2 separate regions of the Mus musculus genome follow, and region 2 is linked to region 1. The links are chromatin loops, found by intact Hi-C in ENCODE. Cell type or tissue: left cerebral cortex. All regions are shown on one strand. Each heading gives the region's core, and the rest is flanking DNA. Links, peaks and the distances in the headings are about the cores only.

Evidence for each region. Peaks named below come from ENCODE experiments on the same cell type or tissue, not always from the same donor. Only the 100,000 strongest peaks of a DNase experiment are listed, where the experiment ranks them.
Region 2: it touches region 1 in a loop (2.5-fold over the local background); 1 of 42 quality-filtered maps calls a loop at or near these places.

Annotation. Positions count from the first base shown.
Region 1 is chr5:75,566,264-75,582,314 of GRCm38, forward strand. It overlaps Kit (KIT proto-oncogene receptor tyrosine kinase), which reads left to right and starts at 8,724. Exons shown (of 21, transcript NM_001122733.1): 1 at 8,724-8,855. The coding sequence starts at 8,789. In left cerebral cortex, for the core only: a CTCF peak has its summit at 9,530 (motif pointing right); DNase peaks (open chromatin) are centred at 8,724 and 9,544; H3K4me3 peaks cover 2,373 bases; H3K27ac peaks cover 1,323 bases.
Region 2 is chr5:75,638,419-75,654,469 of GRCm38, forward strand. It overlaps Kit (KIT proto-oncogene receptor tyrosine kinase), which reads left to right. Exons shown (of 21, transcript NM_001122733.1): 9 at 547-740; 10 at 2,075-2,181; 11 at 2,281-2,407; 12 at 2,692-2,796; 13 at 2,909-3,019; 14 at 7,418-7,568; 15 at 9,330-9,418; 16 at 9,969-10,096; 17 at 11,129-11,251; 18 at 14,132-14,243; 19 at 14,339-14,438; 20 at 14,802-14,907; 21 at 15,996-16,051. Among named protein-coding and RNA genes, the nearest start is that of Gm32558, 29 kb to the right of the region's middle. In left cerebral cortex, for the core only: no CTCF peak of the experiment used is centred there; DNase peaks (open chromatin) are centred at 8,786, 10,487 and 11,159; H3K4me3 peaks cover 404 bases.

The DNA of each region.
Region 1 (16,051 bases), core at 7,102-11,101:
AAACAAACAAAAATTAAGACAGCATTTTACTAAATTGTTCAGACTATAAGACAGACTGGCCTTAATTTTGTGGTCATCCTGTCTCAGCTGCCTAAGTAGCTGGAATCCTAGGCCCACTCTACCAGGTCTAGCTTTTTAAAGAAAGAAACAAATAAACAACTTTCTGAGCAGTATGTGGGATTCAGTGCTGGGTCCCTTTAATCTCAGCACTAGGGAGGCAGAGGCAGGCAGACCTGTGTGAGTTCAAGGTCAATGTTGTCTTCAGAGGGAGTTCTAGGTCAGCCAGGGTCACACAGTAAGGCCTCATCTCAAAAACAAATAAGTAAATAGTAAGAAACAAATATAGGCAGCTCTCAGGAATAATCAACTGCACATTATCATGACAGTGTGTGTGTGTGTGTGTGTGTGTGTGTGTGACTCTATTTTCCAGAGACAAGCTTTCTGATATTAGATGTCTGGTGGGAGTTAACGCTAAAGATGGAAGTTAGGGCCTTGCTTGTGCTAGATTCTTGGGCTTCCCTTTTTAGTTTTGCCCTAGAGCACAATCCCTTGTGGTAAAAATTCTGTCTCCACAAGCTCAGTATGGCATGTGAGGGCAGGCATGTATATTCACCCCAAACCTTCACATTGGGCTGGGATGTTACAAGGGTAGTAGAGTAATTGTCTAGCATGCATGAAGTCTTGGGGGGTTGATCCCACTCAGCAGGGCATAAAACTAGGTACCACTGCTCATACCCACTAAATGAGCACCGAGAAGTTGAGGCAAGAGACTCAGAAGTTGTTAACAGCCCCCCCCCCAACTCCCCTACCCCGCCACACCAGCCTGTTTGCCCAGGATTAGAGTAATAGAGCACAAGGCTATGAAGTTGGTCTCTCCAGCGGTCCAATTCTGTCTCAAATTTCTGCAAGTTGTTAGGTTACCTCATGCCTTGGTTTTCCTCTTCTGCAACATGAGGTGAACAAGAGAACCTACCTCGGAAGTTTAAATGAGTTAATGCATAAGATAAGTTTAGAAATAATGTCAGGGACTGTCAAGTTTTCTGTTTTTGTCTTGTTTGACCTCTCTAAGGGGTACAATACAGTTGACACCCTATGTTCCCCGGGGGTCACCTTCTGGTACCTACAGCTCCTTTGTCTTTCTGACCCTCTCCTGCTTACAGGGCTACTTGTCGCAGTCTCCTTTTCTTCCTTGTTAAAGGATAGAATTACAATGTTTTATTTTTCAGAGTTATTTTTATTTTAGTATGTTTGCATGTGGGAGGGTGTATGATGTATGTGTGCGAGTGTATGATGAAAGGACAGAGGGGGAGAGAGGGAGAGGGAGAGGGAGAGGGAGAGGGAGAGGGAGAGGGAGAGGGAGAGGGAGAGGGAGAGGGAGAGGGAGAGGGAGAGGGAGAGGGAGAGGGAGAGGGAGAGGGAGAGGGAGAGGGAGAGGGAGAGAGAATATACAGGCATGCATAAGCCATAAAGCACACGGGGAGGTCAGAGGACAACTTTAGGAAGTCAGTTCTCTCTGCATCTTTGAGGCGAGGTCTCTGTTTTTGCTGAGGTTCATCTTCCAGGATATCTGGTCCACAGGCATTCTCCTGCCTCCAGCTTTCTTCTCACTTTAGGAGTCCTGGGATTGCAGATGCTCTCACTTTTTCCAGCTTTTTGATGTGGGGTCTGGGGATTGAAGTCTGCTTGCCAGGGTGGTGCAGAAATGCTTCGCCCACTAAGGCATCTTGCTAGCCTTATTTTTTATTTCTTATTTGTGGCTGGGTTTCTGTGAAGATATATAGATTTTGATTGGCTCTCTTTTTGATGCCAGAACGGGGGCAACACAGAAGTCCATAAAATCAAAAAAGTGTCCCAAAGAGCTAAGACAAAGAGGTTTGTTTTATAGACAGAAAAAGACTAAAGAAAGTTAAAAATAAGAACCAGGCTTGTCATATCTATGTTACTGTCCTTGCAAGGTAAGGACAGGAAGTCAGTCCAGGAGAAAACCTGGTGAACAGTAGGTTGCTTCAGGTTATCTTTGTGTGATCGGAGCAGAGGGGACTCTCTTATGTGTTATCTGCGTCTGGCTGACACAACCGGTAAGGGAAACCAGACTGCAGTCACTCCAAGCTTTTTTGGAGAAGGGTCACCACACAGCCTAGCTTCAGTCTGGTAATGTCGGATTTTAGCTCCAGTGGCTCTATATTGATTTTTTTAGTCTTGTCTGTCAGATCTGGTCCGAAACAATGGCTTCCTGTAATTTTCATTTACCATGCCGGTCCTTTCCATGTGGGCAACTCCCTTAGGAGACCACATCTGCCCTCTGCGTTCCTTGTCACACACTTGCAATGGACTAAGCTCAGCCAGATCCAGGCTGCAACGGCCTCTCTGTGACTGCTCTAGTGTGGAGCTCCAGGCCTTCGTGTTTGGCTAGATGCGTGACTCTTCCCACCCTGCTCTTCCTACCGAGCTTCCTCATCTTTTAACTCATCCTTCCTCACTGTTTTCAAGATCTTACCCCATCTGGCTACTTTAGAGTCCATTAGCTGTCGCTCTTGTTCTTCACATTCTGAAAGCCAGTTTCTTGTCTCAAGCTCTCTGAGGGGGGTTGGGGGTAGGTACTTCTCGTCGTTTGCCCAGTCAGTCTCCTTCCTCTCTTTCCCCTTGTCATCTTCTTGGTCCTGCAGAATCTAATGGCCACCTCTCTGAGGACGCCTCTTGGGGTCGCCGCGTGTATGATTTAGGTGCTCCTTGGGCTTCATCACGCAGTGAGTAACTTTTAGAAAACACTATCAATGTGGTCCTTGCCACGCCCACGTGGTTCTCTTCTTTCACTGGGAGTTCCATGAGGGCTTCAGCCTCCAAGTTTCCTTGGGCTTCGTTTTCTACGGACCTCATACAGTACATCTGGCACACCGAAGAGACACCGAATGGAAGCCGCAGACGAGACTGGTCTCACAAGCCATGAGGTGCCCTTGTGAGCCTGGTGTCTCAGTGTGCGTCATATATGCACGTCCTTAACTTCACGGATAGAAGATTTTCAGATGACCGTTGATAAAGCAAGGACTACTTAACAACAAAGTTGAATGGGCTTACACTGGCGCTGTAAGTGGCGCGGCAGCATTAAAGGTCCGTTAGGAACACTTCCGGTCTGGAAGACCAAAACAAACAAACAAACAAACAAACAAAAAACCCTCTCTGGCTTCTCCGTTGAGCAGGGTTAATGATCGAGCTAAGGGGCCAGCACACAGGAAGGTGGGACCGCCCCTAGGAAGATGCGTTTGCCTTAAGCCATGCTACAGAGATAGGCAGACTAATTATCCTTTAGTAAAGTAATGGACTTTTCCTTCCCAGGATTCTCTGACTCAGTCTGTAGAGGATCACTGATATGTGACTTCATAAGTAGGCCAGAAAAGCACCACGTTTTCTTTTTCTTATTTCTACCTCTGTCCTAAGAATGCTTTCCCCAGCACTTTGGGCTTCATGCTCTCTCAAGACCCACTCCCTACCCTGCGGCCATGTGCTGATCTCTCCACGTTGACTTTTTTCTTCTGCTTTTCATTTTTACAGCTGCCGAGATTTACCGCTGGTCTCTCTCAGGGCTGGGGGTGGGTGGTTGTGTGGAGCAAGAGGAGTGGGGTCGGGGGTTCTTTTAAACTCTAATAATAGTGTCTAAAAGCTTCCCTTTGAGCCTGCTCTTAAATTCTTTTATCAACGGAAACTAAGAACCGTTAGAAGAGATCCCAGTTTCCCTGGTATCATCAGGTGACTACAAGGGGATTCTCCCAAAGTTTCTGGAAACGTAACTTCTTCACTTCACTTCTAGGAACTAACCTAGATAAATACTCAGAGGCAAGCAATCCTCACCAGGATGTTCATGAGCAAGTATTTCATGGTGGCTAAAAACACTGAAAAAGAAATGCACGAACGAGGACTGTAGAGATAGCTCACTAAGGAGAGCATAGATCAGCTGCTCTTCCAGAGCCGCTAGCAGTTCCCAACAGTCTGTAACTCTAGTTTCAGAGGATTCCCCCCACCCCTGCCCGCCCCCCCCCCGCCCACCTCCAGGTGCGCTATGCACACAAGCATTGCACAGACATAGAAACAGGCAAAGCACCCATAGGCATAAAGTAAAATCTATTTAAAACATTCAGAGATATTTAAAGTGCTCAGAATTATGGTACAGCCATAGAACAGAGTCCTAAGTGATGTGGAGCAACATTCATATTACTTACAAAAAACATGGGTTAAAAATAAACTAATGTAGTACAATCTTAAATCATACAAAGAGAAAAACCTCACCCATGTTCAGAGAAAAGATGGGGGGTTGGGAGGGACATTAAAATGAGCTATTTGATGTTGACAACTTGATTGATTTTCATTTTGTTCCTTTTGATTGTTGGTATTTCCTAAATCATCTACAATAAATGTCCTTACTTTTAGAATCCAAACGATTAAAAGCAAAAAGCTGGCCGTGGCACATCGCCTGTAGCGCCAGCACTTGTGAGGCAGAGGCAGAAGGATCAGGAGTTCAAAGCCATCCTCAGCTGCATAGTGAAGTCAACTTAGAAATTTTGGTTGTGTGAGACTATAGTTAACAACAACAATGCAATAACAACAAAAGTTTCTTGCTATGTAGCCTTGGCTGGCCTATAATTCCTATGTAGACCAGGCTGGACTCGAACTCACAGATTGGTCTGCCTCTGCCTTCTGTGGTCTGGGATTAAAGATGTGTGCCACCATGCTGGGTTCAAATGTCTTTTGATCTTTCTGTGCAGCATTATTTATCTTTCTAGTGAAAAACTTACATCTTCCTTTGGACACATATCCTTCACTATTTTGGATTATAGAATATAGGTGAAGTTGACCTCCGACCCCAACTCCTTTGGAGGATGGGTATATGAAACACATCTAGCCAATCACTGCTTTCTTTTTTTGACATAGGGTCTTCCTATATCTCCCTAGCTGACATGAAACTCACTACACAGACCAGGCTGGCCTTGAACTCACAGAAATCTGCAAGCCTCTGTCTCCCAAGTACTGCCACCACATCCAGCTTCAATGGATGTCTTTTACTGATGAGCAAGTGACCTAAGACCAGTAAGTGAAGCTCTATCACTGCTTTTATAGAAGAGGCTGATGGGACAGAAGAGCTGTGCTCTGTTGGCAGTAGGATGCTGGAAGCCTAGCTGCTTGAGCACACAACACCAACAGAGCAACACAAAGCAGGTGTCCATGAAGGCTGGAGATGGAGGGGGAAACCTATTCACATCCAACACACACACACACACACACACACACACACACACACACACACCCCACTGTCGTCACCACCATTCCCATTCAAATCCTGACAGCTTTGAGTTCTCGGATGCAGGAGAATGTGCAATGAAAGCATCCTTGAGCCATTCAGGGGTAAGCACCCCAAAACGCTGCTTTCTTTTTTTGCTTGTTTAAGTCAGTTTGCAATATATTGCTACAATTTGGCACTCAACAGCCCCTCACTAAAATAATGACAAAGGACAGAAAAACACATAAAACACAATCACGACAGCATCTAGGGTTATCACAAAATATAGTACAGAACTGGCCCATCCGTTCTCCCTGAGAGAGAAAACAGTTCCATCTTTGAAAATGTTCAGTTGGACAGTGCTTATCTGTAACGTGGTTCATTCCCATAGCCCTGCACTAATAGCACCTTGCACATGTCTTCTTGCAGTACAAAGCAGGCAGGGGGTCCTATTGAAAATAGCTAACAACCCTAAAAGCACAGGTCCTGGAGGCTCTCTGCTGTGCGCAGCGTTCAACCTGTAATTGCTGGCTCTAAGGAGATGTGAGGTGGGTGTCTCAGGAGTGGGTTGGAACACGGGGCCACTTAGGAATGTGCTTAGGGGGTGGCTTTTAAAAACAAATCAGTGCAATAAGATTTCAATATTCTACTAGCCAATATGGCCTGTGGAGTGTCCTGGCTCAACATGAGTTCTATTCTCAGATGTTATTGCCTCTTATCAGAACGGCTGTTTTCCCCATCACATGGTGAATTCCTACAGGCGGGGATCTTGTCTTATTAATTTGTGTGTAGGCCTTGGTGCCTACTGGCAAGTCCTGGGCATTCAATAATGTTTGTTGAGTGGTAAACGCTGATGACAATTTAGAACAGTATAATTCCCTACTCTGCTTTTATTTTTTTTCCGAACAGAAATTTCTTGCCTGGAATTAAATTGCAATATGGTTTCCTTTTCAACACACTTCTGGAGATGCTATCTTCTCCAATGTCAGTTGATTGAACAAGAAAAAATGTAATTTTTCCTCTCTCAGGCATAATGTTAATCTTTTAACTCATAGTCTCATAGTAGCTTTTTTTTTTTTCTTAACACAAGATGGATTTAGAAGTAAGTCAAGATCCTAGAAGTTTAGGAGTATTGAGTGCTATCACTTACGTCTGTCAACCCAAGAGGAAAGTGTAGCTCGATGCCCCTCTGCAACTGCATGACCAGAACTGGTTACAAGGATGCTGGGCAGGGCTCCCATCTCAGATCCCACGGATGGTGAGCACGGGGCCACATCTACTAACAGTGCCTCGCTCCTCCTTGCTGGCCTGAAGGTGCTCCAAAGTGCACTTTTTAAGGAAGGGACACATTAAGTGGTGTCAGGAGAGGCAGTTATATACCTGGGTCATTTGATCATTCTCTAGTACTGACACATTTTAAGTGAATAGTTTGGAAAATGAATTTTCTTAAGCCTGTCAATATCCGAAAGGATGGCTTCAATATTAAATGATGTCAGAAAGCTGGGAAGTGATATATTATTCTTGATGATACTCAATGAGGCCATGTGTATTTAAATTGTTATTTTCCCCAGTGATTATCTCCCTTTTATTTTTCCATTCTTAAAAATATTATTTGTATTATCTATCCATCCATCTATCTATTTATCTACTCATCCATCTATCCATCCATCCACCCACCTATCTACCTACCTTCCAATTTATTACATTTTTGTGGTGGTGTGTGTCTGCCCTAGTTTACACTTTTAAGCATTCTGTAGGGCTGTTTAATCCATTTGTCAGGATGCCAGTGAGACCACTCATTTGGACCGTCTAGGGCTCTTGCTACCAAGCTGGAAGGTGCCTGAGTCCCAGGACCTATACAGTGGAGAGAAAGAACACACTCTTCAAAGTTGTTCTCTGACACCCACATGAAGCACCTTCAATAAACAAATAATAAATAAGTAAACAAATTATAAAAAAATATGTGGGGAAACGATACCAGAAAAAATATTGGTTTGAGGTCTCACACTTAAACACTATTAAGTGTACAATCTTGGGACTTAAAGAACCCCCAAAACAAACGTTTATCTTCTCTACTTCATAACGTTAACTGTAGACCCGGATACTATAAAAACCCAGATTGTTACTGTCCACCCCCGGATAGCCACAGTGACTGTGAAATGTCCCTAGGTAGAAATTGTCTTAAGAGAATTACTTTAGGAGTTGGAGAGTTGGGTCAATTAGTTAAGAACAAGAAAGTTGGCGCATGACTTTAATCCCAGCACTTGGGAGGCAGAGGCAGGCGAATTTCTGAGTTCGAGGCAGCCTGGTCTACAAAGTGAGTTCCAGGACAGCCAGTAACCCTGTCTCGAAACAAACAAACAAACAAACAAAGAAACAAACAAAGAACAAGAGTAGTTGGGCTCCAGGCACCCACAAGATGATACACAAGCATCCGTAACTCTAGTTTCAGGAGATCTGACATCCTTCTGACCTCCCTGGGCACTAGTCACACACGTGGCACACACACATATTCATGTAAGTAAAACACTCATACACATTAAAAAAAAACTTTAAAAGGAAATTATTTTGCTTTTATCTTGCTCCTAAGGCAGACCACAGTCGGATCGAGTTGGGGAAAGGGGGACTCAGAGGGGATGGGGCGGGGGGGGGGTGTTGAGGGTGAGATTAAAAAAATAATTAACACAAGAGAAAAGGCACCCAAATGCAAATAGGTTTTAAAAACCGAGTTTCAAAGCTAACTCCTTCACAGGATGCCTCTGTAGTCCACTGGCCCAGTTTCCACAAGTCTCAGCAGGAGCTTGGCTGGGTGGAGGTCCACGCTGGCCAATAGAAATCAGCTGTATTCTTACAGGTTTCGCAGCAGGTGGAGAAACTGAGCATGAAAAATTACTTAAACGTGGGCTCGGTCTTTTACTGAGGTCAGGGGTGCCACGATCCGTCCTCCTCTACCAACAGGAACAGAAATAAATGTTGGGGACCCAGTTTCCTAATCCCTTCGCCCGGCAATCCCGACTAGTAACACCTCCACCATAAGCCGAATATATTCTCCCCGCTCCGGAGCTTGCTGGAGGGACCGGTGGTTGTCCTTTATTGTCTAGGGAGCACCTGCCAGGTGGCTGGCCCGTACCTAATGCGCTCGTGGCGCTGGGCTTCACAAAGCGCGGGCAGCACCTGCGTGGCCAGCCAGCCGCCTGGACTGAAGGACCACCGATGGAGGGAGAGTGCTAGGAGGAAGAGGATCCAGGGTGGAGGGCCTGTGGGGGCTCCTGGTCTTAGAGGGCACAGCGCCCCCGGGATCAGCTTATTGCAGCCCGAGAGCCCCGGGCACTAGGCAGCGGGAGGGAGTGCGACCCGGGCGGGAGAAGGGAGGGGCGTGGCCACGAGCTGGGAGGAGGGCTGGAGGAGGGGCTGTCGCGCGCCGCTAGTGGCTCTGGGGGCTCGGCTTTGCCGCGCTCGGTGCACTTGGGCGAGAGCTGTAGCAGAGAGAGGAGCTCAGAGTCTAGCGCAGCCACCGCGATGAGAGGCGCTCGCGGCGCCTGGGATCTGCTCTGCGTCCTGTTGGTCCTGCTCCGTGGCCAGACAGGTGGGAAAGAGCGGCAGACAAGAGGACTGCACCCTCTGTGGGCGCAGCCCGGGTCCGGGAGGGGTGCCACCTGGGTGCGTCCGGAGTGGTAGCTGTTGGCTTTTCCCATGCCTACCACCTCGAAGGTGGTAGGCGGCCGCGGGACTCTGGTGGCCCGCCTCGCTCACCTGAGCTGAGAGACCTCAGCCCGGGTGGTGGAGACCCGGGGCCGAGGGTCTTCTGGGAACCCAGGCAGCGAGCTGCAGGCTGCGGGCGAGTTTGGTGATGCTTTTGTGCCGACTGCGCGCGGGTGGCAGGGGCGGGCGGCCTCGGGCTTCGCACCGAGAGCGTCCTCTCTCCGAGCGAGGTGCGGCCACGGCTTCCTTTTTGTTAAAAGTTGCGCGTGGGTGACCGACGCCTGGGACAACCAGCCCACGGGTCCCGGACACACGCCGGGCAAAGTTGGAGAGCCTTTTCTTGCGGCCGCTGCTTCCCCACCTCGGGCGCTCTTTGTGCACAGTGCTGGGGACGCAACTGCAGCCGCTCTCATCGTGCGCGGCGCCACCCGAGGAGACGAATCTCGGGCTTGCTTGCCCCCACCCAACTCCGTTTTTTGCACGGGGAGCACGCGGCGTGAGGCTCTGGGGCGGGACCCCACGAGCCTGTAGGTGGCGGCTATGGGGACAACTTGAGCCGGGCGTGTGGCGAGCAGCCGCTAGGTTGCAGACTTTTTCCTTTTGTAAATCTCGTGCTAGGGGCTCGCCCCTCTCTGCAGCCGCACGGTGTTCGTTGCTGCCACGCGCCAGGGAGCTGCTGTAGCCTACGTTGGTCGCCAGCTTCTGGGAATCAGGGACTGCGTGCGGGGACGCAGCTGTTCTTGCCACCTCGTGCGCGCTGGACCAGGACCGAGTCAGTTCTCCCCAGCTTTGGAAACCTCTGGTTTCAGTGTATGCGACTTGTAATCGCAGGTGGCCGTTTTTTTTTTTTTTTTTTTTTTTTGGAGGGGAATCCCGAGATCCAGAAACCCTCTCCCACGTGATAGCCATACTCAGGGCTGCCTGGGGAGGCTAGGGGGTGGGGGAGAAGGGGTAAGCTTTCTGCAAATAGCATTTGTTTCTTCAAGCTGTTGGGAAAATCTTGTTACCTTTTGCAGGGTAACTTGGGTCTCAAGATCTTAAGGTTCCGGAGCTCCTCAGCCCTGCCCCTTTTTTTGCCAGGTGTCGCTGGTGCACTGCCCGTGCAGGTTGCCTGCTTAGTCCTGAAGCCCTGCTCCCTCCTAGGTCATTTTCAAAACAAAAACCAGAAACCCTTTTAGGTTACCTTGATGCTATAGGCTAGAGACAATCTGCACGCTGCAATAAGGCGTCAGATGGCCAGCATCTCTGTGACCTGTTTTGAGCCCACCGCTGACTGCGTTTTCCAGATCTCACTCCCTAGATGCTTTTGAAAGGCTGGGAGAGGGCTTTTTTTTTGTGGGGGAAGTCTTGCATCTGGACCTCTGCGCGCACAGAAGAGGGGTCACCAAGGGTCACAAATGAGTGTTCAGATTCCTAGGCATATTTGACCACTTAGCTGAAAATGACCCCAGTGATCTTTTACGTTTTCCACCTTGTTCTGCTTTAGAGCAAGGTGGAACGCCACAAAGATCACAGTTCCCTTTTGAAAACAGAAACGAGTCAATGGTTTGCATTTTCCCCCTGATTAGTCTGCTCTGGCCAATAACTTTTTGGCAGAGGGAATTTGAAGGTCTGATTCCTGGCACAGGGTGTGTTGTAATTCCTTTCTCTGTCTCTCCCGTTTCAGGCCTCCTTTTCAGCCATTCTGCCTCCTTGGTTTTGTGCCCTTGGGCGGTCATTTAAATTGGGAGTGGGTGTGTGTTGGGGGGGACTTTGGTTTCCACGGAAGGTACTTGAAGACATTTGCATCACGAAGGATCTGAGGAGTTCACAATTTCAGAAAGCAGCTTTCTTGTCTAAGGGCCTTTTGGGGTGTGTGTGTGTGTGTGTGTGTGTGTGTGTGTGTGTTACGGTTTTGCTCCAGGCTTTGCAGGAAGCAGTTTTGTGTTTTTGTTTATGCTGTAACCTTTGGAGGGCTAACCAGTGCCTGCTCTGCAGTAACCCCTCCTTCCGGGGCATTCACAGTGGGTTTACAGCTCAACAGGATGGTCCTAGAACAGTGAATCAGACCTCCTCCCCCTCCCCACACCCCCTGTTCCTGCAGGTGCAAGTCCCTAGTCATTCATGGTCATTCACGCACCTGGCATTCTGGCTTACGATCCTGCTGGAGATAATCTGATAGTTCCTTGAAGAGATCCTCAATAATTCCACGTCTCCCCCATTCTGGGCTCTCCCCATCCATCCACACATTCGTATGACGTTATAAATCATGTATGCCATGCTTTTGCAACACTCTTCCTACTGTGCTTTAAATATCATATCATGGATGTGTTTTGTGCATACTTGGGGCTTCACAATCAGTAAATGTCTGCAAGGCTCCCCATACTGAGGGCTTTGCCTGCCATTTCTGTACTCAGGGGCCCAGGAGGTTAGACCACTACAGTGTCTATTCCTATTCCACCATTGTTTTCCAATTGGAGAATAAGTCACTTGCCCAAAACAGCCAGTGAAGGAACCGGAGCTCAGCTCCGTGTGCCCAACTGTGCATCCATTATACAACTCACCAGAATCTGATGTAAAGTAAGACAAAAGTATTTAATGAGTGGTTACTATAAGTCCATCCTGTTAGAGGTTCTGGGGGCCCAGGACTGCTGCTTTGGCTAAGAGGACTTCAGGTGACCTGTCTTAGCACATTTTGGTCTTTTCAATTTGAGTGGGTTAATTTGCTATGAGGATCCACTACTGTATAGTTTGGGTAGGGGTGTTTAAGACTATCATGAAGGTTTTGGTGGGGAAAAGGGAAGATAAGTTATCTCTAAAATGAAGTTGAAAACCATTCCCAGCCCCCCTCAAATAGCAAGGACTACAGCATTATATATGTGTCCCTGATAACTGGCTGGTGATCTCAGTGGCTGTTTACCGTGTGACCAAGTACGGTGAAATACAGTGACCACTCACCGCAGTCCCAGAGGAGACTCTCATCAGGAGTGTTTTGTGGGCTTCCCTGTCGCTCACTGAAGTTGCAGATGTTGTTTTGGTCATGGGTTTTTGCCACTGTTGTTGACAGTCCTTAGAAGTTACTCTTAGGAGTCTTGAGTCATTTCCTCCAGGATCCTCCAGCCGATTAAAGAAAGGGCGCGAGGAAATGAGCCAAACCAGCCATGCTGCTGTCCAGAGCAATTCTTAGCTGGATCTAGGTGGCAAGAGCACAGTCTCCTTTCTCCAGAATGAATTAGGTTCAAGAGTTGGCAGGCTGGGGTGTGGAAAGTGCTGTAGTCATGTGTGGTAACTTTTCCAAAAGTGGGATTAAAAGACATTTATCGGGATCCAAGTATGCAAAATTTCATATGCAGCTTCAACAGCACCAGTCGGTATTTTCACGGGGCAAGCAGAGCTTGGAAGGAAGTTGCCAGTGGGAGGGAGACATTGGAATGGAGGGCTAATTAATCCAGCAAGGCTCTTGTTGAAAAAAAAAAAAAAAACGTAGGAGAGAGAGAGAGAGACCTGGGAGCAAGACTGGCCCCCTGGCTCAGATTGCTGGCTGTTTGGGGGGATGGATGTGTGAGCCATCATCCGACTTCAGTCTCTGAGAAAGAAAGTTGTTTGAAGTCAGTAGCCAGCTCGTGGGCATGCTTGTTCGACTGACTGGATGCTTCTAGAAAACACGGGAGACGGTGCCTACTGAGTGTTCCGACCTGATCATTTCTCCACCTATCCCATGCTTCCGGTTCCCTCTTGGCTGTGGCACGTGCTCCCGTGTACAACTTGACGGCTAGGCTTCCAGCCGGTCTACAGAATGTAACTAAGTTTGATTACTATTTAGGGCAGGTGGCATCGGAGTTAAGAGCTTGGTTTCTGGAATTAACATCTGTGAGTTCTAATCCCAGAATCCCACTTACTGACTATGTGATCAGGGACCAGATGTTTAACCCTCCTGAGGGTCGCTTTCCACATCTGTATAAGGGGGAAGGGGGTCAGGGTGCAGAAGCTGGGGGGTGATTGCTGGAGGTTCTGTGTGAGGTGCGCTTAGTGCGGGAGCCCCTCAGAGGAAGTGGGTGGTCTCCAGCGCACTTGGATTTTATCACCCTCTTTCAGCTTAGTCTCTTAGAGAAAAAAACCACAAGTGGTCTAAAAGAAGATTACACAGCTTGTACTTTTTGGCTTTTTTGTTTTTGGTATTAAGATGAAATTTATGCCTCGATGACTAGGTTTTTAAAAAAAAATCTGCTGATGCGTGCTGCCTTCCCTACCTCTGTAGTTAGCATCCCCTTATTTGACTTCCCACCAAAGGGCAGAGTTTGGGATAAAAGTTTGGGGATCAAGAATCCAGGCAAACCCCTCCTCTGGTCCCAGGGGCCTTTTATTAGACATAAGTGGCTTCGCAGACACAGAATTGGAGGGGTTTTCCTGGACTACTTCCCCAGGAGTACAGGACCCTCACGAACTTGCCCTTGGCTGGGTTCTGACCCACAGCAGGCTGGAAACCACTGCCTTAACGGCTCTGCCACTCTCTGGACCAAGCTTTAAGCACAGGCAAGGCTAGCAAACACTGTATATCAGTTTAACGAAGTTTATCAATCCCCTGCTGGGGCCTCACAGGGACAGCAGATAGGAGGGTGGGAGGGACACTGGGGGGGTGCATATGCACGGGGGTGAGGGATGGTAGCATTTTTAAAGAGAGGAGCCTCAAGTCTAGTTGGGCGGTATTAGCAGAGACTAGGGGACAGTAGACACCCGCACAGGAGGTCTTACTTTGAGATAAGACAGCACGCACCTCACAGAAGGGGAGCGAACATCTGCCGCTGTGATAGTTGGAAGAGTTAAGGGAGACTGCGTGAGATGTGCAGATCTTGAGGAACATCTAGTCTTTGGTCTGGTCAGATGGCTGAAGGTTAAGGAAATGGAGGATAAGAAGGTAGAAATGTGGCCCCAGATTAGATTAGCCTCAAGGAATGGGGAGGGAGGGCGTTTACTTAGGGTTGAGCTTGGTCCAGATTGTGAAGAAGGCCTTGAAGGCCAGGCCAAGGTGGACTTGACTGGGAACAAGGTCACCAGTTGGAGCCACCTGCTTTGCCTTCTGTCCAATTAAGCGCAGTGTGGAGCAAAGCCATGACCTGCTCCAAAACGTGGGCTATCTTTATGATAGGAGGTCAAGATGAAGGCAGAGGGTTTTGTTGCTGTTGTTGTTAGTTCGTTTTTTGATTTTTAACTAAAATGTGTTTATCCTAAAATCGGCCCCTTTAACTTTTTGGAATGCACAGTTCAGGGTAGTTAGTACACTCACATTGTTATGAAACTAGCATTATCACTTCATCTTGCAAAACTGAAATGTTGTGCCTATTAGAGAACTCCTCACCCACCCCCTGGCTGGACTGTTCTGTGTGTCTGGTCTAAGTAGACCCCACAATGGTTGCCTTCTTCTGGTTGGCTTATTTTAGTACCGTAGCGTTTTCGGGGGTCTTCTGTGGGTGTAAGGCCAGAATGTCATGTTTATTTGTAGTTTTTGAGACAGGTTTTGCCATGTTGACCAAACCAACTTAACTCCTAATAGTCCTGCCTGTCTCTCTAGTGCCAGGAGGACATGCATGTGCCACCAGACCTGGCCAGGGTTCCCTCCTTTCAAGGCTGAATAGTTTTCCTTCTGTTGTATGTCGGTTGTTTCTCTGTCCACAGCTGGTGGGCACTTGGGCTAGCTCTAACTTCTGGAGACTGTGATTGATCTTTCAAGGGGATGCTTTGGAGGGCTATTATAGAACGGGTGTCTCACCTCAGAATGTGAGGCGCGTGCTCGTGGGAAAGAGCACAGAAGGACAACTCATTTGTACTCTTAGTGGTACCGGACAAAGGATGGGAAGCCCTGTCCGTTAGCTGTACTCTGGAAATGAGAGAGAAAGCCCGAGAGACCCAAGGGCATGCAGTTTGCACGACCTGCCATGCACCTAGAAGGGAAGGAGAACTGGGGTTCAGCTGGTGTAGGTCCCTGGGAGTAGTGGTGGATGGTGGCGGGTAGGGGTCACAGGGCAGGCTGAGAGTGAGACGAGGCTCTTTGAGGGAAAGAGCAAGGTACTACTGGGCCCCACTGGGCTTGGGTTACATTTAACTCAGACTCAATTTCACAGACACAAAGCTTGCTGTCAATGAAATTCTTTTTTGGGTCAGGTCCATGTAAGAAATAAATGAAACCCCAAAGTCCCAAGCTCTGACTCAACGCTATTATGAGAGGATTTGGGGGATTATAGAGAACTCTTGTGTTAAGTGTGTCCCGGTCGTATGAGAGAAAGAGAGATGTCACGAAAGGAACTGTCCAGTGGAGGCAGGAATAAAACGGGTGTTTTGGGCGTAGACACTGACACAGAGCTGATGAGCAGTTTGGGAAAGCAAGTCCTTTGAAGGCAATGTAAAGAAATTGGATTTATTAGTCCTGGCGATGATAAGGGGAGGAAGGTTGGTTTAGTGGCCGTTAGTCTTCAAGTATTTATAGTCTCTGACAAGAATGGTACTAGTTGCCAGTGGCTTCATTGCTTCAGAAGAAAACTGGGATTTTTTTTTTTTGAAAAAAAATTTTTTTAATTGTGGGCTGAAAAAGACTACCATGGTTGGTTAATCTCTGCAGGAGATAGGAGGAAAGCCAGATGTCATTTTGATATGGTCCTATCCCGCCTAATTCAGTTTGGCTTGATGTCCCTTTTATGGTCTGCAATCCTTGTAATGTAGTTTGGAAATGGGAAAATAGCTGGCTATGTTTGTTTCCTCCCTTGGTTGGCTGTGTGGTGTTTCTCAGATGTAGTGTGAAGACTCATAGGTCTTTGGCTCCATGGAAAACAGCCAGTGAGGAAGCCACAGCCTAAAAATAGGTTATTGATCTGTTGGGGGTCGGTCATCTAACCACGGAGCAAACCGTGCCTCGAAGTGAGTGGAGTGCCAAGATAAGGGAACGGAGGAAGTCTGAGGTCTAGAGAGATCCATCCTCACCTATGGGTGGAGGTGTGCTGTTGGGGTCTCCCTTGTGGTGGAATCACCCTGCACTGTGGTCAGGCAGAAAAACGCTCAGCTGGATGCAGGATGCTTGGCAGGGATGTAGGACCTGAATGCAGGATGCTC
Region 2 (16,051 bases), core at 7,198-11,197, 72 kb after region 1:
CGAACAGCTGACATGTGTAGGTGTTTAGAAGACACCTAGAAGATGGCCAGAGTGGCCATCACCACATGATGGGACCTGCTTCCAACTCTGGATCTCGGGCACCTCCCTCCTGCACCTTTTGAGTCTCTCTTGTCTTCATTCTTCCAATTTCCTCTTCTGATCTTCGACCATCACACATCCTTTCCGAGAGTCTGGCATGGCAGGATCTGATGCTGGCAGCCATTGAGTCAATTTTTGAGTCTTTTGAGTTGGTACAGCCATAGAAACCTAACCCTGGAGAATTCATAGAACCTGGTGGAAGTCACAAGGTTGGGCACTAAGAGTCAGGATGGAAGTCCACATCCAACCTTGAAACCATCACTTCCTCTTCCCGCTCTTCTGCAGTGCCTTGCTCGCTCACAGGGCCCCAGGGATTCCCTTCTCCTCGGGCCATCCTAGGAAAGGGAGTCTGAGTTCCCCGATTTGCCATACAAGCATGCCAGCTCTAGGTGCTGCAGGCTTCTATTTGGCTTACCAGCGTAAGCCCACACTGTTCTCTTGTTGTAGGTGTACCACTCCTGTCTCACCAGTGGACGTACAGGTCCAGAATGTATCTGTGTCACCATTTGGAAAACTGGTGGTTCAGAGTTCCATAGACTCCAGCGTCTTCCGGCACAACGGCACGGTGGAGTGTAAGGCCTCCAACGATGTGGGCAAGAGTTCCGCCTTCTTTAACTTTGCATTTAAAGGTAACAACAAAGGTATATTTCCTTTTAATCCAATTTAAGGGGTGTTTAGGCTCTGTCTACCATACCATAATCTTACATCCATTCCAGTATTGGTCATATCATTTCCAGTAATACCGACAGTACAGCAGTACACCATGCTACCATCAAACGTCACAAACTCATCCCATACTAGTCTGCTGATGAAGGTTTTGCAGTTACTGATGGAATCTTAACTATTTTTCTTTCGCTGGTCTTTGTGTGTTTTTATGAACTTCTTGACAATGAGTAATATACGTACAGTCATAGTTGGGTATACACCAGTATAATTAGGACACGTTGGAAATGTTAAATTCAATTTAAAATTTCAGTTAAAATGAGTTACATTTTGCTAAACATCTGTATCGAAATGTTAACAGTATCTTTTATGTGATCTTGTCAGCAAATGTTTTCTTTTCCTGTTCTATATGTATGTGTATGTATGTATGTATGTATGTAAGTGCTTACCCATCTGCACTGTCAGAATGGTACAGAGCCCACTGCAGGCTGTGTAGATAGCCTCTATGTCTAGCTGTGACTAGGCTTCTTGTCTAGCGACTGAGTGACTAGCAGACCTTTGAAGGCATTGTGGTACACCTGAGATAAGGAAACAGGGCACTTGAGGTTTTTTAGTGCCCAGTTTCTGTGGTGTTTAGCATTGGCCATAGGACTCATGCCAAAAAGCTGTATATCCTCAGTTTCTGGATGAGGAAGGGGACGCATCATAACTCTGCTCTCTGTTGTTAATTTCCCCAGCCAGAGCAATGAAAAGGATGCTTCCAAAATGTCTTTCTTCTCTGTGGAAGACACTTACGTTCATTGTAGAAACTTTAGAAAACGTAAGAGAGCAGAAAGAAGCAAATGTAAATCACCCAGAGAGGCAGTCCATTCAGATGTAGCTTTTCATTAAAAGCAGCATAACGTTAAGTGTGTTACTTCAGGAATGTCAGTTTCTCTGTACTCTGGTTTCAACTTACATCTTTAAAGATGCCTGTGCAGCCAGTAAGGATGTGTTTGTGGGTATTGTGCTCTGCCAGAACACATGACCAGGTTCTAGTCCTAGCACCAAGAATAAATGTAGGTAGGTAGGTAGGTAGGTAGGTAGGTAGGCAGGTAGCTAGGGAGGGAGGGAGGGAGGGAGGGAGGGAGGGAGGGAGGGAGGGAGGGAGGGAGGGAGGGAGAGGGAGAGATGATGTATTTGAATACCAAGAGAAAGCTTTGTTCCCTGAATGTGCCATGAGGGAAATGGTTTAGTTTGGGATAGGTGGTGGTGGCGGCGAGGCTGTTGTCCTGCGGCTGCTGGCTCACAATCATGGTTCCCTTCCTTGCAGAGCAAATCCAGGCCCACACTCTGTTCACGCCGCTGCTCATTGGCTTTGTGGTTGCAGCTGGCGCGATGGGGATCATTGTGATGGTGCTCACCTACAAATATTTGCAGGTGAGCATTGAATTGTTCTCTTCCTGGGGACGCCAAGGCGGCAGGGCAGGCACTGATTGTTCAGCGGGTGACACATCTTTCTTTTCCTTTCTCCTCCAGAAACCCATGTATGAAGTACAATGGAAGGTTGTCGAGGAGATAAATGGAAACAATTATGTTTACATAGACCCGACGCAACTTCCTTATGATCACAAATGGGAGTTTCCCAGAAACAGGCTGAGTTTTGGTCAGTGTGAGGCAGGGGCTTTCCACGAAGAAGCCCTTTTGTGTACGCGTAACCGTGATTTTTTTTTTTTAAGGAACCCGCAGTGGCTTCCTTTGTCTTGTTTCACCTAAAACAAGAAGTGCTTTCTGTCAAACTGCACAGGAGTTGGCAGGGTTAGCAGAAAGAGCCCCGTAGAGAAGTGGCTCCAGACACACATGTCTTCCATTGCCTTGTTGATTTGGGAACCTCACAAACTGTTGGTTGGTCTTCCCACTGACATGACCCTGCCTTCTTCCTTCCTAAAGGAAAGACATTGGGAGCTGGTGCCTTCGGGAAGGTCGTTGAGGCCACTGCATATGGCTTGATTAAGTCGGATGCTGCCATGACAGTTGCCGTGAAGATGCTCAAACGTAAGTGTTTCGGGGGCACTCACCCCCTGTACCCACCACCAGTTTATCTAATAGGTTCTTCCCCCCTGCCCCCACGCTTTGTTTTGCTAAAATACATCACTTTCCCTTTTAGCAAGTGCCCATTTAACAGAAAGAGAGGCCCTAATGTCGGAACTGAAGGTCCTGAGCTACCTGGGCAATCACATGAATATTGTGAACCTGCTTGGCGCATGCACGGTGGGAGGTGAGTCTCGAGTTGCCATCTCTCTGGTTATCAAAGTATGATTTAGGCAGTGCCTAGCTATAAGCTACTTGAGAGATTTTTTTTTTTTAACCAAGCATTTTGTTCTATTTTGCTAGGTTTCGTTTTCCACAGTGTTCCTCAGAATGTAGATTTTTATAATTTCTATGCTGGGAGCCTTCAGACTCATGTCTTGTCATGATTTTGCAATGTAGGTTGTAGTTGTTCCGCTGTGTGGTCGAGTGTTGGAACTACTCATCACAGTTGTGTTTGGTACCCATTACTCAGATTCTTATTTCTCCCCTCCCTCTCCACAGTCCTAAGGACCTCTATTCTGCCCTCAGTGGATCAACATTTTAAACTCCCACAAGCTTTTGGGAACACACAAGGTTTCTCTTTATGCAGAGCCACTTACACCCCGCCTTTCCTCATTAGGCATTATATGTGTGTATTGAATTATAATACTCTCCCCCTTAAATGGCATAAGCAGTGGGGGGCAGGTAGCTTTATATAATGCGGGGGGCCGTAATCAGTCATTTGAGAGTTAATGTTGATTTTCCTTCTATAACTGAGAGTGGCCCCAGCCTCCCAGTTCTCAACTGTACACCAAGTAGATCCAGCTTTTCACTCCCACAAAAGCAAGCTGGCGGCTCTAGCCCCTAAGTCAGAGTGCCACCAAGGGTGCGCAGGCACACTGTTCTACAGAACAAAGCTGTGTAGGGTGAGCTGGTGCTGTCTGTCCTGAGAGAGCCATGGGATGGTAGGCAGCTTAGACAACGTCTCCGGACAGCCCACAGACCCGGCACTCTGCACACCATGAATTGTTCATGCGACAGTATCTACCCATGGCAATTAGTTGCCTGTTAAGTTCGGAACTGCGCTTTTAAACATCCTGAGGAACCACTCGTGTTTTCAAGTAGTCATGCTCAGAAAAACGGGCCGGCCGTTTCAGGGGTTTTTTTTTTTGTTGTTTGTTTTTGTTTTTTTTTTTTTTTTTTTTTTTTTTTTTTTTTTTTTTTTTTTTTTTTTTTGCCACTTTCCAGTATGGGCTTAGCTGGCTGTTCCCTGGTTACTTCCCTACTAGGCTTGCATCTAGGGTTCTTCATTTTCATCATAACATTATGGCGAGGACCCAGAACTGTTGCGCGCGCTCACGACCGGCCAGGAAGAACGACGCTGCTACAGGATCCTTCTGCACACGTTTATTCAGTCCTGTTTCTTCTTTCTCTATATCTCCCTTGTTTATATCTCCCTTGTTTATATCTCCCTTGTTTTTATATCTCTCTTGTTTTTATATCTCCCTTGTTTATATATCGCCCTCGTTTTTATATCTCCCTTGTTTTTATATCTCCCCTGTTTTTATATCTCCCCTGTTTTTATATCTCCCCCGAACCCTGGGCCTCTCACTCCTTTTATACTCTCTCATCCACGCACCGCAGGCCACGCCCCCTCGCCAGTCACGAGGCTTCAGCTAATCAGGGCAGCAGGGGCAAATCTCCACCAAATTGGATTCACCTGTATCCTGGTACACCTGCGCAGCACTCAAGATGTTTGTGTCTTATATGAGGAAGTCAGGTGCAAGTCATATGACTTAGCTGCAGTCCCTGGCGCCTTTGGGACTGCCGCCACACCCGCTCCCCACAATTCCCCCTTTTTTCTTTTTTGGCAGAGAGAATGTCTGTAGATAGCCCCTCGCAGCCATGCCCCTTACCCGTCCTTGGGTGACAAACAGCATTGGTTTGATCCCTGTCTTAGGTTGGTGACATGCCCAGGGAGTCTTATCACTGACTACCTCTCTATCATGCCAAGCCACTCCTGGGGAGATTGTGTTTTGCTTGCGGCAGGTGCATCAAAAGGCCAGGATGTTGATTAATCTATGGCCAGATCTTAATCGCTGCAAGCAAGCCTCATGGGTGAAGGTAGAGGTCTGATCCCCAGTGTGCAAGCATAGGGGCCCTACACAAAACCATCCCTTAGGCTCATCACCCAGAGAGGTCTTGGCCAGCTCCCCTGTCGTTTTTCCTGGGAAAAGGGAACTAGGACACTGAACCTTCATGCAATCAGACGTGCCTTCCACAGGATGCCAACAGCAAGCTATCCTCTGTGCAGTGCTTAGCCTTGCACCCCACGGCATAACGCAGCATAATTTCTTTTAGAGCGGCAAACCGAATCTGAGGAGATTGTCCCGCCTCCACTGCAGCAAAAGCCTATGCTACCATGGCGAAAGTGCGGGCCGCACACTCTGCACCTAACACATGTGCCAAACACAAAACACACACACACTATAACAAGCATACATCCCAGGGCTCTCATCCCCGCTCATCTTCCCTGAAGCAAGGGATAGATGGCCAGAGGGGCTATATCTTTAAGGGGAATTCAGGGATCAAAAAGCGATCTCCCATCTCGGCTCCATCCTTTATGCTTGTGGGATCATCCACCACATCCACAGGGGCAACTGGATCAGGAGCCTCATTCTTGCAGCGTCTCACCAATCTCTCCGGCACCCAAAGAGGTTCCATCTGGTCCTGTGGAAACACACAAACAGACCCTCTCGCCCACGTCAACACCAGATCTGGTCGATCCTCTCCAAATCTCCGGACAGAAGGTCCACCTACAGGTGGCTGCTGAGGAGGCATAGGGAGGCGGCACAAAAGCTAATTCGCCTTCCTCCTCCGCCTCAGCTCTTTTATTTTGTCCTTTCTGTCCACCTGATAACACTGTGTCTCCTTTCTTTTTCCTTTTTCTTTTTAAGCCCTTCTCCTCTTCCGACATACTTTCTTGTTGTTCTATAAGGATTTTCTGACCTGTCTTGACTGCCTCTACACACAGTTTCAAACAGTAACAGAGTCCATATATCAGAACAAACAAGACCAAAACTATCAGACCTACCCACAAAGGGTCAATGGGAGAAAAAAGCATAACTACACAGCGAGGATCTATTGATCACTACACTGAGGTTATCATAGTTCCTTAACTTGTCCCCAAACAGGGAACCTTAACTTGTCCCAAAGCCGGGAACCTTTTGTTACCTTGTGCCTGCTTCCTGGCAACTTTATGCTCGCCTCTATTTTATCCGAGGTCCTTCCCAAACTCCTGGGTTACTTTGTGCCTACTTCCTGGCAACTTTATGCTCACCTCTATTTTATCGAGGTCCTTCCCAAACTCCTGGGGTCACAAGTTTCACTCACCGTGAACTTACCCTGCCAGCAACCACTGACTGCTGAAAGTTCTGAACTCGGTGGGGGAGTCGGTTCCCCGTACGGGCCACCAATTGTTGCGCCTGCTCTCGACCAGCAAGAACGACGCGACCACCAGTCCTTCTAACAGCAGTTTATTCAGTCTTCATCTTTCTTCTTTCTCTTCATCAGTACCGTTCCCCAGCTGAAGAGTTCTGAATCCACGCCAGATCCTTCTCAACAGTCTGTTTTACAGGAACACTTCATTAACCACTCCTTCCCCGTGATGCAGTTCTGAATCCTCCCTGTAGTAGGGGGTCTTCGCTCATGCCTGAAGATGTTTCTTGTCCCGGGTTTCGGCACCACTTGTTGCGTGCGCCCAACTGGCCAGGAAGAACGACGCTGCTACAGGATCCTTCTGCACACGTTTATTCAGTCCTGTTTCTTCTTTCTCTATATCTCCCTTGTTTATATCTCCCTTGTTTATATCTCCCTTGTTTTTATATCTCTCTTGTTTTTATATCTCCCTTGTTTATATATCGCCCTCGTTTTTATATCTCCCTTGTTTTTATATCTCCCCTGTTTTTATATCTCCCCTGTTTTTATATCTCCCCCGAACCCTGGGCCTCTCACTCCTTTTATACTCTCTCATCCACGCACCGCAGGCCACGCCCCCTCGCCAGTCACGAGGCTTCAGCTAATCAGGGCAGCAGGGGCAAATCTCCACCAAATTGGATTCACCTGTATCCTGGTACACCTGCGCAGCACTCAAGATGTTTGTGTCTTATATGAGGAAGTCAGGTGCAAGTCATATGACTTAGCTGCAGTCCCTGGCGCCTTTGGGACTGCCGCCACACCCGCTCCCCACACAGAACCCTGCCTACCGTACACAGCAGTGAATCAAAGGCTTCCTGTAGGGAGCTTGATCATAGTTGAGCCTTTGAAAGTATTCACTTGTGGCTACTGAGCCAGCCATCACGCCTGTCCCCTAATGTCACTTAGACATCCAGGTAGAAAGGGGCTTGCTTGTGCTACTTCACTCAGCACAATGCTGCCTTTTTTGATGAGCGGTGTTAACAGATAGAATTATGTTGGGACTAAGAAGGCTTAGCCACTGAATCTGAATGTTAATAGCCGCGGTCACCCATGGGTATTTTTACAGGAGGCGGGATTATCTAAGGTATATCATCTTGCCTATACCTAACATTGTCTTCTATCCTCATAGGGCCCACCCTGGTCATTACAGAATATTGTTGCTATGGTGATCTTTTGAATTTTTTGAGAAGGAAGCGTGACTCGTTTATTTTCTCAAAGCAAGAAGAGCAGGCAGAAGCGGCACTTTATAAGAACCTTCTGCACTCAACGGAGCCTTCCTGGTAAGGCTGATTTGCATAAACAGTCAGCTGTTGACAGGCAGTTCATGGGGTCATAAGGGTTTGCAATCAAGGCTGATTCTTTTAAAAAATGAGCAGAGGTGCTCCTAGGTGTGAAATCAGAATTATTAAATTGTTTAAGCGTGATTAACTATTCCGGAAGTTCAGATAGTAGTACCCTTGAAGATTCAAATTGAGATTTGTCACTGATTTCTCTTAAATGTGTGTCTCTGTCCTTCCTTCAGCCTTAGTCCTGTGGGATTGGATGTGTCACTACTTGTAGGGAAGAGGAGAAAGGCTGTCCTATGGTGGTTAAGTCCTGGAGACTGCGCAGACTGGCCAAGACCACCCAGCATATGTAGACTACTAGTTATCAGCATTGTTTTGGCATCCGAGTCTCTCCCCGCCCCTGGTCCCATCCCATGCCCCATCATTTTACTGCATTATAGTCACATCACTATCAAAGAACGTTGTTTGAATTCTGGACCTCATCGACATTATTCTCATGGACGATGATGCAAAGGATGATGGATGTATATGCAGGTTCAAGAGCCTTGGAGGAAACCTAGTTTGATGCACAACCAGAGTAGAAGTCATGGCTGTGGCTTGTCCATCCTTTCTTCCCCAATGTGCTTGAGACCCTTCAGGCCCAGTGGATATCATAATTGCCCCCTCGTATTTTATACTGCTTCCATTGTGGAGCGGATCTTACCTCTGTTTCATGTTTACTCTAAGCCCCGGGTTCAAATCCCAGCACCAGAAACTAATATCATGAAATGCCATACCAACTGTCTTTAAATGGCAGGATTTTGTCTTTGGAGGCCTTAAATCCAGGCTTCCAAGGAGACCTCAGTTAATGGGCGATTACCATCGCCCAGTGTAGCCTTTGCCACCACTAAAGCTTAAAGTCCCAAGAGAAGCCTCATGCTTTCATTTCAGTCCTGTAATTTTGAGTTGTTTAACATGGTACTAAAATGCCACCAAAACCCACCTTTTGTTAGTTGTTCTTGGACATAGACTCCTCATACGGAGGCAAGAGCCTCTTTGCCTTGTCTGGAGACTGGGCCCTGTGGTGGTTTTTTTGTTTTTTGTTTTTTAAACTTTCTGAAATAATGGCCTGAATCGGTCCATCCTGTGTGATGTTCTTTGCGCTTTGGGATCCCATATGGGTTTGGAGCCACCAGCACGCTCTGAAGGAGGTTGTTGTCATGGTGTTTCTATGCTAATCAGAGGCAGGAAGTACTAGAAATCTTGAAGAGTCTCCAGCCAAATGTTGCAGATTCAAGAGGTCCAGATGGTCTAGAAAATCATCCAAATTATTGGTGTTTATCTGAACCAAACTTGGGTTTTTTCAAACCTTCTTCCCTTCGTGGCTGTGTTCACCATCTCCCCCCTCAAATGTCTTCGAAGTGCCTGTTGACTTTCCATTTGTCTGAGTAGGGGCTAATTTAGAGTCTGAAGTAACCTGAGGTAACATTTTTTAGCTCTGTTTTTCCCCATTGAATTCTAACTGGATTCCCCCCCCCCCAAGACATTTAATTCCCTGAGAATTGGACCTTAGCGTTGAATGGCAAATATATGTATCCCACAGAACCTGATTTTGAAACTTTATTCAAGGCTTGCATTGCTTTTCTTGCCCTGGAGTCAGTGCTGCACGGTGAAGTGGGTGAGAACGGGAACCTGGCCTGGCAGTGCCATGGCCCCCACCTGCCTCACAAGTCCAGTCCCTTCAGTTCTGACACGGGTCTCGCATCTCTCCTGCAGTGACAGTTCAAATGAATATATGGACATGAAGCCTGGCGTTTCCTACGTGGTGCCAACCAAGACAGACAAGAGGAGATCCGCAAGAATAGGTGGGTACCCACCAACTAGCCAGAGCAGCTTAACACGCTGGGGTTGTAATCAAATCTTGTTCCTTTTTTTTTTTTTTTTTCTCTTGTCTCAGGGAGAGGGCTTAGGGGTCAGGGGCTGAGTCTGAAGAAACATGGGGCAGGGATTGTGCCTCTTTCCCACTAACTGAAGCGAGTACAGCATTCCCTGGAAGGAGCTACCGGTGGCAAAGGAAATTGGCCGGTGGCAGTTAACAGTACACAAGCAAAAGCACATGTTTTTATATCTACTATCTCACTGTTACAGTTGTGAGATTTTGAAGATAGACCCCCCCCCCCCCCATCATCCTAAGGTTTCTGGAACCCAGCTGGGGATGATCAGATAGCTATTGGCTTTGTGTCTACCATTGTTCCTCCCTGGGGAGGTGACTGGCCTGGGAGTCGACACTGCTTATCCACTGCTAGCTTTGATACTAAGGCTGCTTCTCCTCTCCTTACCACTAAGGGTTTTTTGGTTCTTGTTTTGTTTTTTTTTTTGTTTTTTGTTTTTTTTTCCTTGCTATCTTCCTAATAGACTCGTACATAGAAAGAGACGTGACTCCTGCCATCATGGAAGATGACGAGCTGGCTCTGGACCTGGATGATTTGCTGAGCTTCTCCTACCAGGTGGCCAAGGGCATGGCGTTCCTCGCCTCCAAGAATGTAAGTGGCATGGAGTCTCATGAGAGGAGCACGGCATCCTTTTTTTTTTTTTTTTTTTTTTTTTTTAAAGCCTTGAACATTTCCTAGTCCTAGTTAGAATTCAGAGTGTCATTTTGAAGTGTGGTAACCGAAAGCAGGGGAAAATTTCGTTTCTTCACGTTCCAACTTCTGTCTCTTTGGAATTCCTGTTCTAATTTCTAAGCTTGAAAGCGCAAACCTGTCTAAATGAGCCTCCATGAATATTCTTTTATATGCAGTGAGTTCATTTAAAAGCTTTAAGATGTAGGATGCGCTTCTAGAAAATAGAAGGATAGTGGTTTTATCAGAAAATGGGGGAGCCAGGAGTGTGACTCCCTCACTGTTACTGTGCCTGGTAAGGCATATGACTGTGTATGTGAGACCCACGTACTGTGTATGTGTATGTGACTCACAGAGGATCAGGACATGAGAAGGGGTCAGAGAGAGCATGGAGCAGCTAGGGAAAGGATAGAGACGGGAAGAGAGGGATGGCACGGGATGAAAGTGTTCCGGGGAGGAAGGTGTGGCCAAGAGTGAGGTCACAGTGGCTCTTCTAGTGACATTCCCAGGTAACTACCAAGCTAAAAGACAGGCTGAAATGAAAGACCCTCTTCCTTGTGTCCTTGGGAGAAGACGTCAAGTTGAAGCTGTGAAACTTTTTTTTTTTTTTTTTTTTTGGAGAAAACGTTCAAAGAGATGCATACAAAATGAACTTTCATTTTAGAAATGGGATTTGACTATTTATAATGCATTTTCCTGTGAATGGAAGGAAGGGAGAAAGACGTTTATTAAAATTGGGTTGGAAAGCAATTATAGTCATTAGAGCCCCGATCCTGTGAAACACAAAACGGGAATATCACTTGCACCATAATTTTTATTTTCGGTGTGCTAAATACTTTAAAACGAAAGTTTCTTTTTTTTTTTCATGTAAACACCATTGTAGTATTAAAATCATCTTCTCTCGGAGAGCTGAAATGAATGGCTGTTGCTGTCTTTCCTTTTCTCCCCCAACAGTGTATTCACAGAGATTTGGCAGCCAGGAATATCCTCCTCACTCACGGGCGGATCACAAAGATTTGCGATTTCGGGCTAGCCAGAGACATCAGGAATGATTCGAATTACGTGGTCAAAGGAAATGTGAGTACCTTTCTCCATCTCATGAGTCTACCCAGGGTGCTTTGGTATCCAGTCTTGATTCTAAATTGTTTTCTATGATCATTACAACTCCTACCTTGTAATGTCACATGTTAGTACCACTAAGGCTTGTTAATAGAATTTTTAGCTATAATTGTATAATTGGGGGTGTGCGAAATAAACAAAAATAGCCTTAATTTTTCACGATAGGCTGAAACTAGCAATCCATTTGATTTTGCTCAACTATAACAAATGTAGACCTGAAGGTCACGGTAGGCTTTCTCCCCGCTTCGTTTGAAATACTATGTGGAAATGACTACAGTCTAAGATGGTGTTAGAGTTAGCTGTATGCAATACTAGGATGCTTGGGTCTCTTAATCAATATAGGGCTATTAAGTAGATTCATAAGTAATGGTTGGTTTGTGGGACACAGTGAAGTTTTCAAAGTGCCAGCCTTCTGTAACCTCAGAACAAACCTTAGAACATGTTGTCTTCCAATGTTTATAGTGGAAGAAACTAAGGTCCAGTATAGTTCAGTGATTTATATCTGAGATAGCTAGTCAGCAGGGTCCACTGGGTAGGGAAGGCCATAACCTCCTAGATATATATTCTTAGGTGCGTTTTTCCCCTCAGCCCATTTGAACAGTCCATATTTATTCCTGGAGGTCAATTTTTGTGTCTGTCGTGATAACGCAGTTCCTTCTCGTTCATCACCGTGGCGGCAGCATCTCTGTTGGTAGGCTGTGCATGACTTGGTTTTGTAAGGAAGGGTATTGCTGGCTTTATATCCTGGCTCAGTCATACAGTTCTGAAGAGACTGTCAAGGTCAGATTTTTTTTTTCCAGGAGGTTTGATGAAATCAACTTCCTGGCTTAATATTCGAAGGAAGATGGGAAATGCTTCAGTATTCCAGGATAAAGGAGCAAAATAAGGAAATGGGGTGTCTGGGCCCAGGCTGGCCGAGTTCCAGCCTGGTCCCATTTAACGGGGGTGGGACCGAGTCAGTACTTGTAGGAGTTACTACATGGCAGAGTTCTCAGAACAGGGCCAGGCCCATTCTCCTGCTTTGTGTTTTGAAATCCAAACCATCAGGACAGAGGTTGTGCCCAGAACCTTCCTAGCTCAGTCTGTAGTTGACAAGTCTAGCCGTTGAACTGGCCAATTATTTGAGAAAGTTTCAAACAAGGGAAATGTATGTGACGCGGCGCTGCATGGAATTTTAAGTGTAGTCATTGTAAAGTCCCTTTGTTCTCTGAAAGATCTTTCAGAGTTGTGAATTCTTAATTATTTTCCACGCTGGGCTCTGAGTCTACGGGCCTATGGGCCCCTTGTCAGAATACCATTTCAGATGAATGGAATACTTATATTTAGCCAAGAAAAGCAGACTCTGTCGAATGACCGTTGTATCGAATTCTGTAAAGCAAATTTAGTGGTAGACGATGGGCGCGCTTCTTTATTACACGGAGCAACATATCATAAAGGCTGTTGTGATTTTCAAAGGGACTGCGAATGGAAGTTTTCTTTTGTAATTCCTGTAAATACTGCGATGGGACGTGAAGTGTCTGCTGTGAAGGACAAGCCACAGAGCCTCTTTTACTGCTTTGTCTAGTTTTAGACAACCCTAGATTTCACTTAGAAGTTAATTTTTAGATACCCAGGCCCCTTGAATTCAAGACACTAATAGATCCTCACTTAACACTCCTGTGGAGAACGCAGCATAAAGTCTGGGGATAGATAGTAGATGGTTTTTATAGTTTGAGAATCATCTCCTCCCTCAACCCTCCACCCCCACCCCCACCCCCCACGCTAAAACAACTTCAACCCTAGAAGGGCTCTCTTCCTACTGTTCAGTCGTAAACGGATTTAAAGGATTGATTCTGCCTCATGTGACAGATTAATATCCAGAAATCCTGATAGACTGTAAGAGGCAAGGTCAGAGTAAGCTTGGCCTGACCGAGTGGAAGGAACTGGAATGTCTCCTGACATAAGCACTAACTGTGCGCGCTCGCGCGCGTGCACACGCGCGCGCACACACACACACACCACAGAGATCAGACACAGCTCATCAGTGCCTGCTAGTCTGGGTAAATCTTAATGAGCTGGACGTTGGTAGGCATTTTTTTATCCTGCATTGCCTCAGTTGTCCCATGAAATAACAACTCCTGGTATTTGAAGTTATTTTTGTTTTGCAAAAGATGATTCTGGGCCTGGCTTATCCGTGTTTAGGTAACTTCTCTAGTAGGTGCGTGAGGGGTGCACTTGTGTCAGAGGTCCAAGAGTGAATGGGAAGGGATTTGGGGCCAGGCAGAGAATTCTGAAACAACACTTAGCACTGAACCCTTCTGCCTCTCTGTTTTGTCATTCCTACATGTAGCCCTCCTCATTCTGGTCAAAGATGACCGGACCAACAGCCAGCCGTCATGGTATAAGGCAGATGTGTGAAGGGATGCCACTAGAAAGACTATATATATATGGTGTATAAAACCACAGTATTTTAAGTGTTTTTTTTTCCTCATGCCACTGCATAAAATTTAGATCTTAGCAGCTAAAACTAAGTGGTCTGGCTATAGCTTGCTGCAAAGCAGTCTGGGAAATGTAGTTATAGTTGGGAGAGGCCATATATGTTGTTGACAAAAAAAAAAAAAAAAAAAGAAGAAGAAGAAGAAAGTTGCTAGTTGAGGCCATTACTAGAAGGAAGGTTAGAACCCCTGGACTTCTCTGCTCTTAGTTTACTGTCCTATACTGACTCAACACCCCTATTTTAAAGGGAGATATTAGAATTTTGAATTATAAGTAGGGGAGGTGGCTGGAGGTCACAAGGTTTAAGGTCCTCGTCTATCGCTGTCTTCATTAGCTGCTTGAATTTGCTGTGTTCCGTTCTAGGCACGACTGCCCGTGAAGTGGATGGCACCAGAGAGCATTTTCAGCTGCGTGTACACATTTGAAAGTGATGTCTGGTCCTATGGGATTTTCCTCTGGGAGCTCTTCTCCTTAGGTAAAATGTTCCTTACCCAAGATGCCCTCACTGTCTAAAAGCTTCTGTCGTCTCCCGCCCACATGGACACTGATTTGCCACCTCTCTGCACCCAGGAAGCAGCCCCTACCCAGGGATGCCGGTCGACTCCAAGTTCTACAAGATGATCAAGGAAGGCTTCCGGATGGTCAGCCCGGAGCACGCGCCTGCCGAAATGTAAGGACTCACAAGCCTTTTCTTCTGATAATGTCCTTTTGAAAGACAGAAATGTTGACAGTCTTTGCTAGCAGGGTTTGAAATGTCACTCACTTGGTTCTTGGGCCACCCGCGCTCAAATGTCATGGCTGTGGTTCTTTTCATAATCTCTTGTCACCAACAGCACCGAAGCTTTTGACAGTATCTCACACACACGGGGTCTTATTCTCTGTATGTCACTCACGCGCTATGCACATCCTGGCACAGGCCCCCAGATTTGTTATTGAAGTTGTCATGTGCTGGGCAGCAGAAAGCAGGTTAAGGGAACCAGGAGTGACAAACAATGTCCCCTCCCCTTCCCACCCCTCCTCTCTGCTTCTGCAGGTATGACGTCATGAAGACTTGCTGGGACGCTGACCCCTTGAAAAGGCCAACATTCAAGCAGGTTGTCCAACTTATTGAGAAGCAGATCTCGGACAGCACCAAGCACGTGAGTTAATGGGCCAGGCCTGGAATCCTCTTTCTCCTTACTCTAGGGTCACAGACACCTCAGGCTTCAAAGGACAAGGACCAATCTCTCCCACCTCCCTTCCTGGTTGAATTATAAGCTGGGCTTCCTTCTGCGGGTGGAAGGAAAACAATGCAAGCCCATTCTTTCTGCTTCCTCCCACCCACCTCCACCCCTGTTCTCATCCAGAGAGATGTGAGATGGGGGAGGGGCTGGGGCTGGGGTTCTGCTGTGTGGCATTAGATGGTGTCATAAGGTCTGGCCGTGCTTCCTCCCAGTCCTGGAATGTTGATCATGGGACTGTCTGGTCTCCTCACGTGGCAGGGCCAGTCACCCTGGGTGGGTTGAGGTGAACTGGAATGAAAGTCATGGCTTTCGTAGCTTGTTACAACAGTCAAGTGAACTTTAAAACAGCCGGAAGGAACCAGCCAGCCGCCGCAATGGCTGGGATGCCCGCAGCTGTGTAGAAGGGTTGGCTGTTTGAACTTAGGACATCCCTCTCAGTAATGTGGGGAGTGCGGAATGAACTAAAGCCATTGTTTCCTCTCTTGCTTCTAAGGAGGAATTGGCCATGTTTACTGGGACCAGACTCCATTTAAGCCGCCCTCCCCCTCCCCTGAGCCATCTGCGGGAACTATCTTTCCTAATAGCGCAACACTGATCTTTTCGAGTTAGCACTTGTTCTGAGGGGCATCAAGGCACATTTCAAATGAAACGCCACTTTCCACCCAAGTGCTTTTGATTCCTGACAAACCACCTTTGGAAGAGCCATGGGTGCCACTGCAAATTACACCAGCCCTTGGGTTGCAGTTGGCTCTAGGGATCCTCAGATCTTCTTCACAGGCTAGCTAGTACTTGCTTTCAGACACACCCCAGCCGAAGAGAAACATTGCAGGCAGTGTTGTACCTCATTCTCGAAATGATTTACCTGGGGAAACTGAGGTATAAGCCCCATCTTGATTTTTGACCACTCTTCCTTGTCTTCAGGATTCTGCAACAGTTGAGCGGGCCCCATTTGCTGGGTTTTGTCACCAAGCCGCTGTATTTGACCGTGGGCTCTTTCTCTGCAGATTTACTCCAACTTGGCAAACTGCAACCCCAACCCAGAGAACCCCGTGGTGGTGGA